2 separate regions of the Homo sapiens genome follow, and region 1 is linked to region 2. A link is a contact called in ENCODE Hi-C or POLR2A ChIA-PET data. All regions are on one chromosome and are shown on one strand. The core of a region is the stretch at or near the end of the contact, and the rest is flanking DNA. Distances in the headings are between cores, read along the strand shown.

Evidence for each region. A loop is a pair of places that touch in the nucleus more often than their neighbours do. ChIA-PET counts read pairs that join two places held with the same protein, here RNA polymerase II (POLR2A). Pooled maps may share reads with other maps.
Region 1: a loop to region 2 is called in a pooled map, with 3 times the contacts of the local background. The contact joins two enhancer-like sites. A Hi-C loop is called at or near these places in 13 of 168 maps with a recorded cell type or tissue (A673, HCT116, IMR-90 and 10 more), 2 of 37 single-sample maps with no recorded cell type and 20 of 50 pooled maps. POLR2A ChIA-PET finds 5 or more read pairs at or near these places in 14 of 52 experiments (A549, CD4-positive, alpha-beta memory T cell, Caco-2 and 9 more).

Annotation. Positions count from the first base shown.
Region 1 is chr20:58,667,591-58,672,389 of GRCh38, reverse strand. It overlaps STX16 (syntaxin 16), which reads right to left. Exons shown (of 9, transcript NM_001001433.3): 3 at 4,793-4,799; 4 at 4,263-4,403; 5 at 2,937-3,099; 6 at 1,787-1,878; 7 at 1,093-1,236. STX16-NPEPL1 (STX16-NPEPL1 readthrough (NMD candidate)) reads right to left here. Exons shown (of 23, transcript NR_037945.1): 3 at 4,793-4,799; 4 at 4,263-4,403; 5 at 2,937-3,099; 6 at 1,787-1,878; 7 at 1,093-1,236. Among named protein-coding and RNA genes, the nearest start is that of STX16, 19 kb to the right of the region's middle. RefSeq lists enhancers at 1,090-1,745, 1,746-2,403, 2,404-3,059 and a silencer at 2,436-2,575. Within about 2 kb of position 3,014, at least 2 of the 41 ENCODE cell types and tissues checked have a DNase peak (open chromatin) inside an H3K27ac peak, as active enhancers do.
Region 2 is chr20:58,478,258-58,482,907 of GRCh38, reverse strand. The region is part of intron 1 of APCDD1L (APC down-regulated 1 like); the gene reads left to right. Among named protein-coding and RNA genes, the nearest start is that of APCDD1L-DT, 35 kb to the left of the region's middle. Within about 2 kb of position 1,452, at least 3 of the 41 ENCODE cell types and tissues checked have a DNase peak (open chromatin) inside an H3K27ac peak, as active enhancers do.

The DNA.
Region 1 (4,799 bases), core at 1,765-4,264, 190 kb before region 2:
TGTTTCATATACATAGCTTGAAAGTAATTTTATACAATATATATATATATATTTTTTGAGACAGAGTTTCACTCTTGTTGCCCAGGCTGGAGTGCAATGGTGCAATCTCGGCTCACTGCAACCTCTACCTCCCAGGTTCAAGCGATCCTCCTGCCTCAACCTCCCGAGTAGCTGTTACAGGCACCTGCCACCATGCCCAGCTAATTTTTTTGTATTTTTAGCAGAGACGGGGTTTCACCATGTTGACCGCGCTGGTCTCGAACTGCTGACCTCAGGTGATCCATGTGCCTCAGCCCCCCAAAGTGCTGGGATTACAGATGTGAGCCACCGTGCCCGGCCACAATATTTTTACTAGTTTTGTGCATAAAACAAAGTTTTGACTGCAACCTGTCACATGAGGTCTTGTGTAGGGATTTTCCACCTGTGGCATCATGTTAACACTCAAAAAGTTTTGAATTCTGGAGCATTTTGAACTTCATATTTTCTGATTAGGATTGCTATGTATATATATCCTTTGAGTGTCATATTGGCACTCAAAAAAAAGTTTCAAATTTTGGAGCATTTTGGATTTCAGATTAGGAATGTTCAACCTGTATTATCATATATCATATTATTATTGCATTCCTCTCATTTAATCCCTAACAAGCATCCTATGAGGATGGTACTATGATTATTAGTCCCATTTTACAGATGAGAACACTAGAGTCAGAGGGATTAAATGAGAATCATGTAACTGTTAAACTGCTAAGAGCCAGGGTTCCAACATTCCAACCCCCCAGGGCTTTTCTCAAAGCACCACACTCCTCTGATAATTAGCACCCAGGAGACTTCAGTAAAAAATGTAAACACTGAGGTTTCAACACTAGTCCTATTATTTTAAAATTAATCAAATTTAATATTTGATTAATATTAATATACACACACACACACACACACACACACACACACACACCCACACACACATAAAGGACAGGTGCACACACATGTTGGGAAAATTGGCTCCAATTTTTTTCCCTGAAAGGAGTACAGGAAAAAGAAGGTACAGATAGTATGGCAGGAAAACCTATTCACGAGGAAGGCCAGCTCACGTACCTGTTCTACAATCATCGCCCCTAAGTCCCTGAATATTTCATTCAGGTCAGAAATGGACTGTACAATCTGGCGAATCTCTCGTTCCCGCTCTTCCACCATCAGTGTGTTCTGCTCCACCAGAACTAACTGGTCCTCTGTAAAACCCTAGCAAGACAGTGCACAATGTGTTGGATAGATTGTTTTCCCTCTCAGGAAAGCTATGGTATACTTGTTTAGATATAATTTAAAGACAATGAAAATAATTTAAAGAAAATGAATTCTGAAAATATTTCTACAAAGCACAGTAAGCACTCATTTTTCCCTAACAGGAAAGATTCAAATTCCCTAAACCAGCAGGATCTAAAGCTCTGAGGCCATAGCAGGGAAGACAGAAGCCCACGTCTGCCAACTCCACAAGGGCAGATAAACAAAACCCCCGGGATAGCCCTCTGTTTCTCTGGGCTCTTCCTAAGAAGGCAGGGTGTTGACCACTTTCCCAAAGGCTCTGGAAAGCAGATTACAAGGTCTCCCTGTGGCCTTTGGAAAGGAAGAAACAGTACGGCTGTTCTTCCACCTGCTGCAAAACAACCTGATGAATATACAAGTCAACTGTATCAATCCACTGACACTGCACAGAAGATCGAGGTCTAGGAGGTGAAAGATGCAGAATGGGGTGCACAGACACAGCAATCAGCTTTGCAGCCCGTTCACGTACCCGATGGTAAAGAGTGTTATCGTCTCCATCATCCATTAGTGGTACTGATGTGTCGAAAAAATGCTGGGATCTTTCCTCTCGATTCTTCATGCCTATCACAGATAGGAATTCATTTTACTTGAATATGTAAACCATCCTGAGTATTGTTCTACCATTAAAAGGGGGAATTCTAGAGTAAACTCCAACAGTCAAAATTGAGATATTCTTAGCCGCTTTAAAGAAGCCTATCTCCAATGGGGGTGGAGGGAGAGTAAAGGATTACAAACATACAACAATATGCAGGCATTTGGGATTACTCAAGACAAAAGTCACAGTGTAAATGTGCACAATTCACTTGATGCCAAGATAAAAATGACACAACCATCTGAGAATCTCTAAGTGAAGCAGAAATATTTAATCTAACTGCTGTTACAAAACATTTTAAAAAATCAGTATTTCTCTCTAGAAGCATCTCTAGTATGAATTCCATATGGCCCTAATCAAATTTTGGAAATAATAAAATTAAAATACAAATATGCCAGTTGTCAGAGGGAGGGAGAACTAGGTTTTTTGGAGTATGTGGGGACTTTATTGATTGCAAGGGCAATTTTAAAAAACCCAGTTTACAGGGTGATTAGAATGAGAAGAGAGCTGAAATCTGGCTTTGCACTATTTGGGAAGAAAAGGTCTGCTGGGTGAAACCTGTGGTGCCAGCAGAGGAAGTGTTTCAAGGACCCTGGGGAGGTTTTCTCAGGTGCTCTCAAACACTTTGGTTGTTATGCAAATATGTGGCTTTCAGTAATAACAACTGCTTTTTACCTATTGAAGAGCAGCTCTCCCAAACCCCAACATCCAGAAAACAACAGGTTTTTAAAATGTGCTTGGTTGATTTTCAAATTCTTGCAGCTTGACACAAAACAAATTTTGTTTGCTGAGATGCTGAACTATCTTGGTGCCCTCCCCCAGCCTTGGTCGGTACCCCACGCTGTGCCTTCATTCCAAGCCAGGGTTTCACATGGGGAGGAGGCTTCCCTTTACTGTACAAGGTATGAGCATGTTCAAAAGCTAACAATGAAAGGTACTGGACTAAATGAAAAAATAGTGGCAAAAAAGAAAACATAAAGTGCTTTTCTTACTCAAAATCCCTTCACTAGGCCCGGGCAGCACTCACGTTTGAGGTAGCCTGACTGTGCGTGCCGGAAGCTGGTGGAGAGTTCCTGCAGGGCCTGCGCCAGCGAGGCCACCACGTTCCCAAGCAGCCGCCCCTCCTGCTCGGAGCAGGCCCGGGCCCGGCTCGGCAGGGCCTGCACGGCACGCTGGCACCTGTGGAAGAGCTAAGAGAACAAGCCCGAGGCTCAGGGCAAGCCTGGGAGAGAAGCCCCTCTGCTAACACTGCCACATCACAAGCCAGAGTGAGAAGTGAGAGGCTCTGTTCACTCAGTCTGGTTTAGAGAAAGGTGAACAGATAAAAGGAATCTGTGGCTTCATTTATATACACAGAAAGATTTCACTAGATTTCAGCTCCTGCTATGTAGGGCCTGCTGTGTGCCCAGCTGCTCACATATCATCACGTTAGACAGGCTGAGTATCCCTCATCCGAAATGCTTGGGATTGGCAATGTTTAGGATTTCAAATTTCGGGAGATTTTGGAATATTTGCAGAATACCTACTAGTTGAGTACCCCAATCTGAAAATTCGAAATCCAAAATGCTCCAATGAGCATTCCTTTGAGTGTCATATTGGCACTCAAAAGAAAGTTTCAAATTTTGGAGCATTTTGGATTTCAGATTAGGAATGTTCAACCTGTATTATCATATATCATATTATTATTGCATTCCTCTCATTTAATCCCTAACAAGCATCCTATGAGGATGGTACTATGATTATTAGTCCCATTTTACAGATGAGAACACTAGAGTCAGAGGGATTAAATGAGAATCGTGTAACTGTTAAACTGCTAAGAGCCAGGGTTCCAACATTCCAACCCCCCAGGGCTTTTCTCAAAGCACCACACTCCTCTGATAATTAGCACCCAGGAGACTTCAGTAAAAAATGTAAACACTGAGGTTTCAACACTAGTCCTATTATTTTAAAATTAATCAAATTTAATATTTATAAAAAATTTTTTCTAGGATACTAAGTTGTTTTTTCAATTATGAGGACTATAATTTAGCATTGAAATTTCTTAACACTAGTATACGATATTAGTTATACATTTTAAAATCAAATGATTGAACTCGATAATGTTTGAAATTTCATATTTACTTAATCCGTCCACAGCAGTTATCTGCCAACAATTGAAAAACAGTCCCCATACCTCCAAGGCCTCACAGGTACCTACGCTGACAGCTGGAGGACTTCAGGGCCTCTTGAGGTCCCTCTGAGAACTTCAGGTTGGGAAATGACTCCAGGAGACTGATTCTGAGTAACACTCTAGTTTCTGAGATTGCCATGAGAAGGCTCGCTGGTTTCCCCAGGACTCACTTGCACTCCTCACCTGAGTGATCTCTTGGGTAGTTATCTCAATGGCATGTTCCTCTTCGCTGCTGTCATCCAGGGTGGGTCTGTTTAAATGCTTGTCATGAAGGCTGGCCAATTCTTTCATCTTCTGCTTAATCCGGCCAACATCATACTGAATCTAAGCAAATGAAGTCACAGAACTCCACTGATGCCAGGCAGGCTATGGTCTGCCTCCATCAGCTACACTCAGCATACAGAATTCGGTCTTCAGCAAACTTGTTGGCTTGCTGATGTGTGAGCAGCTTTTAATTCAAATTACCAGAAAATCACATTCTTCCTTGTTGCATGGGGTTTCAATTTCTTCCTATAATTCAGGTAGTTACTACCAATGTTAAAACTACAGCTAAAATCATTAACACACACATAGACAACTTAACCTAAAGCTAAAGTATTTCTAGAAATATACATTCAAGTGTAGCCAAATTCGTTTATATGACAGATATCTTAAAATACATTGTCATAATTACTTAAAAAAACAAGATGCTATGAAACTAACATGGAACTTACTTCATCC
Region 2 (4,650 bases), core at 203-2,702:
TAAATGTCGAGCCAAGATCAGGGGCTGTAAGTGCAGATGGAAGGAGGCTAGGGGTTTACAGTTACCGGACCCGGTTTTGAATTTGGGCCTCTCCACCTGTGGGTTGTGTGACAGAAGCAAGATACTGTCAGGCTTTCCCTTCTGAGCCTCCGTTTTGGGGTCTGTAAGATGGAGGCAGTCATCACCCCTATCTGGAAGGTTTGTGATAAGGGTCGAGCAGATCCATGAATGTGGGCTTCGAAGACTCCAGAGCTTTACCAAAAACGTGCATCTTGTTATCGTGGTGGTAACCATGATACTCTGATGACTCACCCGCTGTGGTCATCCAATTAGCACCGCTTTGTCCCCTTCCTGAGCTACGTGCGCTCTTCCGAGGGTAAGAACCCAGCTGGGCCAGGGTCATGAGGGAAGGTGAGAATTACAAGCCTGTTTATTTAACATTTAGGAAGCCAACACATTTTCCTGTACCTTGTCTGCAACACTTAAGCCAATATTTGCGTCTTTGGGATTCTATTTATATGGTAATTTAAAAATAGGGTTCAGACTTATAGCCGGTCTTTCTCCTGAAACTCCGAAAGCACATTAATTTTCTACACGGTAAAATAGTGCAATAATTAAATATTACCATCTATCTTAAAATCTGGTAACTCCTAGCAAAATGGGTTTTCCGAAACATGATGTAGGTTTTCCCACAAAATTGCACTCTAGGGAAATATCTTATTTTGAATGTATGAAAGAGACCACGAACTTAATCTCAATACAATGTAAGAAAAATTGATTTGTTAAATTGTAATAATTTTCTTGCATTTAAAATCTCAGTGCTTCCCGTCGCAGCTGACCCAAAGGCCCCCGTATATGTGTCTTTGGGGAGAGGCCCATGGAGCCGAGATGTCTTGTTTCATTGTTTATGAAGCTTCCCACATGCCCTTTTATGTGGTTCCAACTGGAGCTTTTGTTGTGTTGTTGCAAACTTCTCTGAAAGAGGCGAGGCTTGGTGACCCTTCACCCTTTGCCTTCAGTCTCTAAATACGTTCTCTGCGCGAGTGGAAAGGAAGATCTCCCACGTGGAAGAAAGTTTGGGCACCAGAGCTGGCCTTGGTGGGCTCCTTCTTCCGCAAGGACTGGGTGGAACGAGGGAGGCTGGGTGACCCTCAGCTGGAGGCCGAAGCTGGAGCCGGCGGGGTGAGGGTTCGCCACTGGCTCCCAATCGCCCCAACCAAAGCTCAAGAGGGCCCCCTTGTGGAAGCTCCCAAGAACAGCTCGGTGAGTGGTGTGCCTCCCCCGACGCTGGGGTTCCTCCCAGTCACCCCCGACATCTTTGGGCAGGTCTCAGATCCAAGGGTACTCAATGGAAACCACCATCCTCCATCCCTCTCTCCTCAAAACCTAAATATTTCTGCGGCCCGACAAGATTCTTGGCCCCTCTGGGGAAGATCTGGTGGAGAACCAGTTGCCAAGGCCATGAAGAGTTCAGCCGCTCAAGGGGGCATCCCAGGAGTCCCTCTCAGGCACCCTTTCTGGGTTCTGAGGGGTCTTCGCCATGATGTATACGAACACCTTCGTTCTTATTGAATGTGTCAAAACCTTGTGATTATCTTGCCGAAGTCCTGTTCTATAGAACAATAAAAGCTTCAGCCTTCTGCCAAGAGAGCTAATAAAAGTTCAGTCCAACGGGAGACTCCCAGATACACATTCTGTTTGGAAAACACTGACTCCTAACTACACCGCTTAGGGCAGGCAACAGGACATTCAGTGAGATCTGGGCACATTCAGAACCCCTTCTACGCAGTGATGCTACAAGCTGTCATCATCCCCTCACCGGCTCCTCCAAGCACCAGGTGGGATGTTGGCATCAGTGGACAGCATTGGCCAAGTTTGGTATAAATAATGTCTACAGACCAACGTGCAAGCTGGGAACGCAGGTGCTAAAGTCAAGTTAACGAGGCCTTGTCTCCAAAACACCGGAACATCTGGGTGAAAAGGGAAACGCTTCCATCTGTCACCCTGCTTCCTTGGCTCTTTGGAAGCAGCTGGCCTGTGGCTGGGATGTTCCAGTTTCCAACTGGGTGGGAGCTCCAGCCAGAGCAAGAATAATTAGCATTATCATGAGGCCAAGGGAGAGTTTTCATGTGCACAGTTTTCGTTCTGGAACATTCCTAAACAAACAAACAGAAAAACCTAGCTTATGAGCCAGGCTTGGTGGGCCAGAACTCGTCTCCCCAGGCCCCCATTCCTTTCCCATTCTGTGAACTGTGCACTTCCTTTCCCTCAGCAGGAGTGGCTAAGCAGAGGCCTCGGGGAGTTATCCTCAGTGGCCAGCCGCTTCCTCATACGCAGCGTTTTCCATTGTGGCTTAAGCACATGTCACACAAACATGAAGCAGTCACCTTCTCCAGGTGGTACCAAGCAAGGCCCACCTTTGTCCTCCATCCCGTGGTCCAGACTGACCTGAGACTTTTCATGGAGAACTGGGGGGCCAGTAGCTAACCAAACCCTGTCCCTTTGATCACCTGTCAACCCGCAGCTTCTTAATCCAAAGGCCCTTCTGCTTCTCACATCCTCAGACCTGCTCTGCCAGGTACCCCTTGACTGACTTTCTCGGGCAGCCTTCAACTCTCTGAGTGCACTGAGCAGAGGAGGGCACATTCCACAGGGCTGGGATGCTGAAGGCTGCGGCGGGTGGAGGGTGCTTTGTTTAGAGCATATAATTTCTGTGTTTCCCAAGGTAGCAAAGTCCAACCCATTCCCCAACTTGCCTGCCAGCCCTGAACACGAAGATTCTCGGATTAGGTGGATGAGGAGATTCCATTATAGCCAAATGAGAGACATGTGAGGTATCTGAGGACCAGCCATTCACACCAGAGGTTGGAGGTGGGCTTCTTAGAATGCAAAGTGTGTCTTCATATTTCTGTGTTTGTTGATGCAGCATCCAGTCATAGCATCCAATCTGCAGCCTTCTGGGGGTGTTCTGGTGCAAACCCTGCATGCCTTTTGTGCAGTGACTTCATTGGAAAGTACATCTTTGGCTGCAGCAGTGCTGGAATGGCTCCATTTCCACAGCCGGTCTCTGAAGCTTAATGGCCACGCAGCCAGGGCCACCATCGCAGCCAGCATATCTCCTCCATTTGTAAAAGGCAGCCTCCTCTAATCAAGAGAGGTTATTTTTTGGGTAGGGAGCCATTGCTGAAATTTTTATTTAAAATATGTGTAAGCTTCCTCCAAGTCCAAACTTTCTAGGTGAATTACCTCAAGCTGACGGTTTTGAAATAAACTAGAGGGTTTCAGATATTTTAAGAAAAAAAAAAAAAAAAAAAGCAAATCTTAATCCAAACCTCAGTATATAAAACAGAGCAACAGATAGGGACTGTTTGGGCTAAAGCTGGGTCAAAGACTACATCCTACCCACTGGGTTGCCCTATCTGTTTCAAAAATAACCCCAGGGTCTTCAGAAGCCAACTTGAAAACCTCTGATACAGCAAAATGTGACATGCATGCTCCATCCTTGAGCTAGAGCTCTGCTGTCTAATCTGGCCATGTAGTCACAGGGCACCTGAAATGTGACCTGTCTAAATTGAGTTGTGCTGTAAGTATAAAATATACACCAAGTTCTGAAGACTTGGTATGGGGGGGAAAAGCACATAAAATATCTCATTAATCGTTGTATTTGTTACATGTTGAAATATATAGTACTTGGAGCCGGATAAAATATATCATTAAAATTGATTTTACCTGTCTCTTTTTAGCTTTTTTAACATGGCTACTAGAAAACATGCACCAGTAAAATCACATGCAGGGCTGACATTTATGGCTTGCATTATGTGACTGTGGAGCTAGTGGAGGCTTCCTTGGGGGTGCAGGACCATGTCAGGATCCTGGTTTCACTAGGGCAGGTTCCAAGGGTGAAAAGAGGCTTTAAAGCAAAGCACCTGGCATTCGCTTCTTAGGCCAGATCCAACCCATCTAAGCCTGTGACATGATCTGATGCTCACACACCAATCTCCCTTCACCTACTTCTCTTTCCTCTCTACCTGCTTGGATCAGCCTGGGCCCCCAGCCTGCTGGGAACTCCCTGACTGATCACCCTTTTGCCCTCAGCCAGATTCTTGGCAATCCCAACAGCTGTAAACCTTGTCTTTCTCCTCTCCTGCTTCAAGCCTGACTGTAATGGCCACATCCTGAGGGGTGGGAGAAGGGTCAACAAGGAAGTCACACACGTGCTGCTATGGACCACAAGCCATTCATTCATTCAGCGAAAAGTAGTCATTATAAATAGCATTTACTGAGCACTTAGTCTATGAAGGCATTGTCCTAAGCACTTTCCATGACTTAACACAACAAATATGTATTGGGCATCCCTGAGGCACTGTGCCAGGTGCTAGAGAATCAGCAGTGAGCAAGAGAGATGAGGACCCAGCCCTCATGAGGCTGGCAGACTCGTGGAGTCACAGGCAGAGGAAGGGAGAAATGAGGGAAGGGAAGGGAAGGGGAAAAGGGAAGGAAGGAGGGAGGAAGAAAGGACAGAGGGAAGGAAGGAAGGAAGGAAGGAGAAAAGAAAAAGTTAAGAAGCCTAAAGTGACAGCCCACTAGCAGTGAGCACACCTAGCACCCAGATCTTGGTTTCTAAACACCATTTTCCAATAAAAGGAATCA